2 separate regions of the Homo sapiens genome follow, and region 2 is linked to region 1. A link is a loop called in an ENCODE intact Hi-C map of the cell type or tissue named here. Cell type or tissue: GM12878. All regions are shown on one strand.

What was found. A loop is a pair of places that touch in the nucleus more often than their neighbours do. Peaks named below come from ENCODE experiments on the same cell type or tissue, not always from the same donor. Only the 100,000 strongest peaks of a DNase experiment are listed, where the experiment ranks them.
Region 2: a loop joins it to region 1, with 2.4 times the contacts of the local background. A loop is called at or near these places in 2 of 110 quality-filtered maps.

What each region holds. Positions count from the first base shown.
Region 1 is chr1:59,006,379-59,010,378 of GRCh38, reverse strand. No RefSeq gene overlaps it. Among named protein-coding and RNA genes, the nearest start is that of LINC01358, 12 kb to the left of the region's middle. RefSeq lists enhancers at 1,942-2,011, 2,052-2,101, 2,122-2,171, 2,442-2,551. In GM12878, no CTCF peak of the experiment used is centred here; a DNase peak (open chromatin) is centred at 2,337; H3K4me3 peaks cover 463 bases; H3K27ac peaks cover 346 bases.
Region 2 is chr1:58,856,362-58,860,361 of GRCh38, reverse strand. The region is part of intron 1 of JUN-DT (JUN divergent transcript); the gene reads right to left. Among named protein-coding and RNA genes, the nearest start is that of LINC02777, 46 kb to the left of the region's middle. RefSeq lists an enhancer at 2,193-2,322. In GM12878, no CTCF peak of the experiment used is centred here; DNase peaks (open chromatin) are centred at 1,901 and 2,461; H3K27ac peaks cover 584 bases.

The DNA.
Region 1 (4,000 bases):
ATGAAGCCCATCCCTGCAGTTAAAAAAAAAAAAAAATAGCCGCCTGGGCACGGTGGGTCACACCTGTAATCCCAACACTGTGGGAGGCCAAAGTGGGGGGATCACCTGAGGTTGGGAGTTCAAGATCAGCCTGACCAACATGGAGAAACCATGTCTCTACTAAAAACACAAAATTAGCCAGGCGTGGTGGCACATGCCTATAATCCCAGCTACTCGGGAAGCTGAGGCAGGAGAATTGCTTGAACCCAGGAGGCAGAGGTTGCAGTGAGCCGAGATTGCGCCACTGCACTCCAGCCTGGGCAACAAGAGCAAAACTCCGTCTCAAAAAAAAAAAAAATAGCCATCAACATAATGAAGGAGGTAGATTTTAATTCTTACCACTCACTTTCAGGCTTTAATCTCCAGGTTCCTATAGACATACAGGTTGGGGACTCTTGGTAAACCATAACTTTCAACATGCAGGCACTCATTTTGACAAACAAATCAGATATTCTCTACCTTCAACGTTGATTAAACTTTCTAAATAATGTCAGTATACTGACTAAAGACAAATTAAAGCACACTTGTTGAGCCATACCTCCTAGAAGCCCTGCCACAGGTCCCTTCTTCAGCGTCACTGAAGAAGCATCACATGACTATTTGAAATTAATAATACCTCTTGTCAGACATGTACTGCATTTGTGTACAAAACATTTTCCTATCCCTTTTTTCTTATTATCCTCAGAAAAGTGCTATGAGTTAGAGGTTCCTAGTCCAATATGCAGATGAGAGAATTCTTTAGATTGGCAGTGACCCTCATTGGAAAGAGCACTGTGTCTGGGTTCAAGCCCTTGTGAGGTGTCAAGCCAGGGCTTCCCTTTCCTGGCCTTAATCTCTATACCATGTGGAGGTGGTCAGACAAGATAGCTTGTACCAACCCATCTACTCTGAAATTCTGTGAAAGAAGAGCAGAATTTTATAACTGTAAGCATATTCACCCTCCTTTGCAATGGCACAAAACAGCCCCAATTTAAAATAAACTATGAACCTTGGTGGGCAGGTTTAGAGCTTTAGTATCCATTTTGCTCTTCTGCCCCAGTTCTGCCCATGTCTCTGTAGGCCCAGAACACCTTGCCATGTCTCCTTAGCACAGGTTTTTAGAAGGAATGAATTCCTGACTGTGAAAACTTAAACTGGTCCTCTGAAGAAAGTGAGGCTCAGAGAGGTTCAGTACCTTGTCTGGGGACACACAGCTGGTGAATGACATAGTTCAATGCAAGCAGCATGCAGGACAGCAACAGTCTGTGTAGAGGTGTTCCAGGTAAGAGCATTTTCTCTGTGATTCCTCCTGGGGCTGTATGTCAGGTGAATTCAGATCTGTCCTTGAGGTTAGGCCCTTTTAGGTCAGATTCGAGAAGCAACCCTTGGCCTTTTGGAGGTCTGAGGCATCTGCTTTTAAAATATACAGAGGGCCCGATGGCATTACAAGGCAAGGCTGTGGATATATCCGAGCCAATGTGGACACATGTTTGGTTCTGAAGCCAAAGGTTTGCAATTGGCTGGAGTGGCCCAGTGGGTGGCGGTTTGTCTAGCTGATGGTCTGGCACCGTCATGAGTCACAGCCTCAGGAGACAGAACCATGTGCCTGGAGATAGCACTGCCTGGGCCACCCTGAGCCCTGGTCTGTAGTATCCTCTCCACCTCTCTACTTTGGTTTCCTCCTCGGAAAATGAGAAGACAATGCGAATTCCCAGAACTGTTCTGAAGCATAAGACCACCGACTTCACATCTCAGCTTGTCTCCTTGCTGTGTGATTTGGGGCATGGTATTTAATCATCTGAGCCTGGCTTCCTTCATCTGTCAAATGAGCATAACAATGATGTCTCCAAAAGGTTGTGGTTCAGATGAGATAAAATCCTAAGAGTAAGGAGCCTGGCACTTAGGAGAAAGGCAGCCATTTTTGTTAGACTATGAAAGAGTTTTAGGAAACAGAAAGAGCCGCTGCAGTCTACGGTGGAGGTGAAGGCAGCATCACTTCTGTGTTGTTGTTATTATCCTTGACAGATGGGCCTGGACGAGAGGTCTGAGGTGAGTTGGGGAAGGCATGAGTCATGTGAGGGCAGCCCCCGGAGCTCCCAGTGCAAGAGGCACTGCATTTTAAACTAGTTGTGGAATTCATTCCACTGCCTTTTTCAGCCCCAAAGACACTGGAAAAAAATAAAATAAAAAGCAAACCACAGCATTTTCAGGCCTCCCACTGGTTTTGCCTTTCTTCCCCCAACGTATTGTTTTTGGGAAGGGCTGTTTCAGCCACAGCGCTGTCAAGAAAACAAGGTGGTTTCCCTTGACCCTTGGCAACCAACACATGCTTTTTCCTACGCTTTGGTGCAGAAGCCCACAAGTGATTTTTAAAAATAATAAAATTCTTCTCTATAAATAAACCCTTATGCTTTCTGCTGTGGGTCTTGGATGGATGAGTTTCTTCTTCTTTCTGAACTCAGTAAGGGCTAAGTTCCCCTCCACAGAGGAACTGCACATTGTGAAGCAAGGGATATTTTGGTGAATCACCTGCCATTGCGTTTTCCACCAATGCAGGAATGGCAAAGTTCTGGAACTTTTACTTAAAGATCCACCATTCCTCAAGAAGACCTATAGCCTCCACGGAATACCCTATCCCCTCTTCCTCTAGAGATTTTACTACTGCTACCGTTACTGGTTTTCCAGAGTCTGACAAATTAAGCATTTATAAGAATTGACTCAGTGACCGCAGAGCAACAGAAAGAGGATGAGTTTTAGAGTCCAGAGACCTGGGTGTGAATTTTAACTTTGCTCCTGACTAACTGTGTAACTCTGGACAAAAGGCTTATATAATTTTGGGCAAGTTACTTAACATCTATGTTAAATGTATGCCTGCCTTGTTTTTGGGATTCCTGAAATGGATATAAATGGTCCATAACTCATGGAGCTGTGGTGAAAATTAAATGGAAAAAAAAATGCATTTGAAGCCCCAAGTACACAGTAGGTACTCAATAAATGGTAATTGGTATCGGGTAAGTTCTCAGCATGACTAGTTATGATCAAGAAAAAGAAGGCTCATGCAGCGCGGACTTGGAAGTGGGATTTGATGAAGGGACAACAATTTATAGGGATAGGGACAGAGCTAAGGAAACCAATGAGAGATGCTGAAGCACTCAGAGACTTGCAACACCAGGGAACCATTGCTACCCTGAATCTGCAAGGACAGGAAGAGGGTGAGATGTTGCTGAAGCCATGGAGGAGGGGCTGCTGGCAGGAACTACGGTTGCAGAGGAACCCGGCCACTGGCAGACCCTGGCACAGAAGCAGGGAAAGAGCTGGAGGAAATTCCCAACCTCTTTCTCCTCCCACCCTTTAATCTCTTGCCGATGCCTACCACTGGCTAAACCCAACTGGAAGATAGGAGGCAAAGGAGTCCCCCGAGGCAATCAGGGGCATTAACCTCTCTATGGCACAGTGCAGATGGCACAGTGCAGACCAGAGAACAGATCTGGTTGGGAAGGGGGTACAAATGGAGAATCACCAGGTCAGAGAGAATTTATTGTGATTCACATATTGGCTAGTATTAGTCCACCCAAACCATGAATAAATCTCCTGCAAAAATCCTAAAGTGCTGACTGTGATCACATCACTTCAGGTGTAAAAAAGCACATTGGACTCTAGTGCCTAAAGAAATGAGCTCCCTTCTCACCAGGCATCCCGGCCCAGGCCCTCTCTCCCAGCTCATCTCCTGCTTCTCCCCTTCTTACATTCTCTGGAATGCACATGCCCTGTCATGCTTCCCTGCTTTCCACTTACAGTTCTGTTTGAAACTTTCGACGGGTGAAAATCCTCACCAATCCTCTGCCCCCATCTTCCTCTGATTGGCCAACTTCTCATCCTGCAACAATCAGTCCAGTCATCACCTTCTCTGTGAAACATACCTAGCCAGTCCTTCTCTGTGTTCCCATACCTCTAGAAGCAGCAGAGAGTTATAAGCAGGGCT
Region 2 (4,000 bases), 150 kb after region 1:
AGGCTCCGGGTCCAAACAATGGGAAGTACCAACAGGGGGAAAGTGGGTAGACAGTGCATTGTGTGATTTCTCTCCTGCTCTCTCCCTATTGCCACACGGCCTCTCTGGCTATGCCCCACTGGGCAGCCCTTCCTCCACAGTTCCAGTTCTCACTGGGCTTCAATATCTGTTTCTCTCCCTTGTCCCTTTGGTTGTAGAGATAACAGCTTCCAACTGTTGCTAGTCTCTAGGTGCCTCAATATCCCTTGTTTATTCCATTAACCCTTCTCCACCCCTCTAAGCAGTTCCTTCATTAATGTTTCTTCATTTGAATCATGTGAGGTGAATTCTGCTTCCTGCCATTTCCCTATAGGTCATGGTCAAGGTTGAATAAAGGCATAGAGAGAGGCAGAATCATTGCAGTAACCAGAGAGTGGGAGACAGAAGTAGTGGGGGTGAAGAAGAGGCAGCAGAGTGCAGAATCTTTCCAACAGAGAGACAACAGATTTTGATTTCAGCTTCTGCAAGGTTTGCAGGAGAGAGAAGGTCCTGAGAGGTTTCTGACTTGGCAGGACATTCCCCAAAATGGAGAATTCAGAAGAAGCAGGTTCCGGTAGACTGATGAGATTAATTTTGAGCAGCTGAGTTTGAGGTACCTTTGGGCCATCAAGAGAAGATGTCCAGGAGGCAGATGGATTAAAGGATCTGGTGTAAAGATTTAGCCAAACCACCAGCATACAGAGCTAATAGCTAAGGTCCATGGACAACAGAGAAGTGCACTAAACTTGCCATAAGCTCATCTCATTGGTTCTGTATTAATAATTATTGATATGAAAATAAGTAGAGTTATAATGACCCAAGATTTCACAGAAAACTCTATTCAGAAGTGCCTGTTTTGTGCCATGATTAGTTGCCCCCCTCTTAAAGATGTAGGGGTTTGTTTTTCAAATCCATGATTTTCCCTGGTGTTCCATTTAGTCATTCCTATTTTTCACCACCAGATTGTTTGCTGGGGAAAAGAACAAAAACAGCAACAGATGTCTTTGTTTTGGGGTTTTGCAAAACTCCCTGGTTAAGATAACACTTTCAATTAAAGAAATTATATCATCCAAATACCATATGCCTATAAGCCTGCAATTGCAAAAATCACCTGCTTTCTGAAATTATTTGAAGAGTCCCTTTAACCACCACTCAGTAGCTCAGTTGGGCATCCAGTTAGGTCCCTCTCTTCTTTCCTGTGGATTCGGAAAGCTTCAGTTCAGAAAGCTAGTCAAGAGGGGCATCCTCTGATTTGTTCTCAGAGCTTCATAGACACTCACCACTAAGTTCTGAGTCTTCATGTGCACCGCCACCCCCCCACACACACACACCCGTATGTGGGTAGCCTGTGTACTATTCATTGCTCATTAGGACCTGGCATATTTTAGGCACTTCGCAAACAGCTGTGGAATAAATTAACTAACTTCTTCTATCCTTTCTTCCTCTTTCTCTCTTTTTTCTTCTATAGCTTCACATTTCCTGAAAGACTTCTGTGCCACATGGTTGCTAAGCACTGAGAGCACAAAGATAATTAAGCTGATTCCCTGTCCTCAGCACACCCATAGTCTAGTGGGGAGATGGTTAAGTAGAAGGAGAATGCTAATTCCAGGAAGAATAAGAGCTTCTTAAGAGAAAGAACCAGGCTTCATTCCCTTTGTAGTCCCTTTTTGCACAGTGCCAGGAACTCTATAGACATTCAGTAAATGTTTGCTGAATGAAATGTTTGTTGAATGAAGTATGCCTTACCCAGATAAGCAAGCCCTATACTGCAGAAGCACAGGAAAATCATGCTAAAAATCTGAGTGGGAGTGAGCAGAGGAGGATTCATTGAGCAGGTGGTATGTGCCCTGAGAGCTTAAAAGGGCTGGGGGAAGGCAGCAGAGCAGGGCCTGCTGTGCTGGAGGAAGCACTTCCGTCAAAGCACAGAGGTGTAACTGTGCTTAGGAAAACACCATGAACCGTGAGCAATCCAATTTGGCCACTACATCAGGTGAGAGGAGGACATGTGAGCTGAGCCCCAGTGTAGAGGGTCTTCAAGGCCTGCTTTGAAGAGTCTGAGCTTTGTGAGACATTGAGGACACACTGCAGGCTGTGACAAACATGAGGTAGCATCTAGTCCAACTCAAGCCTACTGTGATAGACTCACCCACCCTGTCCTGTATTGTGAACATTAGGTAAGAGTCTGATCTTTCTTATTTGACTACAAGCAATTTCAGATTGGGGATTTGAATTCAATATTTATGGAATATGCAGCTGGATACTTTTTCTGCCCAACTAGATCCACTCTCTGCACTACCCTATCCAGCTCTGTGCCCCTGGAGGCTGACCATGTAGATGATATCAAGGGGCTCCCTTGTCCCCAGTCTCCAGTTGGTTTTGGCCAATGGGTGCCACCAGCAGGAGATCAGAACTGAAAGGAGAGTGAGGTTAGGGTATTTCCTCTCCTGGCTCCTTTTCTGTCAGGTTGCTGTGGGTTAGCTGCATTTCTCTACCAAAGACCACAGCTCTTGAAAGGCTACAGCCCTCTCTATGAGGCTACCTCCTCCTGGTTCCATGACCATGCCTTCCCCTCACCCTTTCAGGCCCGGGGAAGATAACAGTGCCCTTCTGTTGCTAGCCTTCAGATCTAGCAAGATCCTTCATTGCTTTCTCTATGCCTGTAACTCTTTCAATAACTCTTCACCTCAAACTGCCTGGTTTGAGTGTTCTAAGACTTATGCGAGCACCTTGCATATACTAAGTACACTCTAAAGTGCTTTTCATACATTTATTAATGTAATCCTCTCAAAGTATCAGGTAAATATTAGTTTTCCCACTTACAGGTTAAAAAAAATACCTGAAGTTCAAAATTTTTAGATAATTGGTAAAGACCATCTTCTACAAGTTGGAATCCCCCCATTTTAGAGTAGTTCCTAGCACATGACAGCTCCTTGACTGAATGTATGAGTGGACACAATATTGTACATACTAAATACTAACATGAGTGTTAGAGATCACAAGAGCTTTTGAAATTCAGTGGTAGTAGGAGTAGCTTTGGAATCAGAAAAAGCTGAATTAAAATTGTAACTCCACTACTGACCATTTCTCTCAGCCTTAATTCCTTGTGTGGAAATTTGCATGACAATTCCTACTACATAAGGTGGTTGTAAGGATTAAACAAGATAATATTCCAACAATACCCAGGATAGAACAGGCGCTTTGTAAATGGTAGGCTTAATTATACACACTCTAATTAATAGTCACAGCAGTGTTGAAAACCCACATGGACAGATAACCTCAATGAAATATTCTTTTCTTCTCTGCTCTGAATTATTGCTCCAAAACACAAATACATACAAACATACATACAATTCCTCATTAGATAAATTAAGTTGCCAGTGCTTGAGGTTTCTTGTTCATACTGTTCCTGTTTCTTTCACTTGGCCATCTCAAAAGCTTCACGTTGGGCCAGGCACGGTGGATCATGCTTATAATCCAGCACTTTGGGAGGCCAAAGCGGGTGGATCACTTGAGATCAGGAGTTTGAGACCATCCTGGTCAACATGGTGAAACCTGGCCTCCACTAAAAATACAAAAATTAGCTGGGTGTGGTGGCAGCCACCTGTAATCCCAGCTACTCGGGAAGCTGAGGCAGAAGAATCACTTGAACCTGGGAGGTAGAGTGTATTAGTCTGTTTTCACCCTGCTAATAAAGACATACCCGAGACTGGGAAGAAAAAGACATTTAATTGGACTTACAGTTCCACATGGCTGGGGAGGCCTCAGAATCATGGTGGGAGGTAAAGGGCACTTCTTATATGGCAGTGGCAAGAGAAAATGAGGAAGAAGCAAAAGCAGAAATCCCTGATAAACCCATCATATCCATGAGACTTATTCACTATCATGAGAATAGCATGGGAAAGACCAGCTCCCATGATTCAGTTACCTCCCCCTGGGTCCTTCCCACAACATGTGGGAATTCTGGGAGATGCAATTCAAGTTA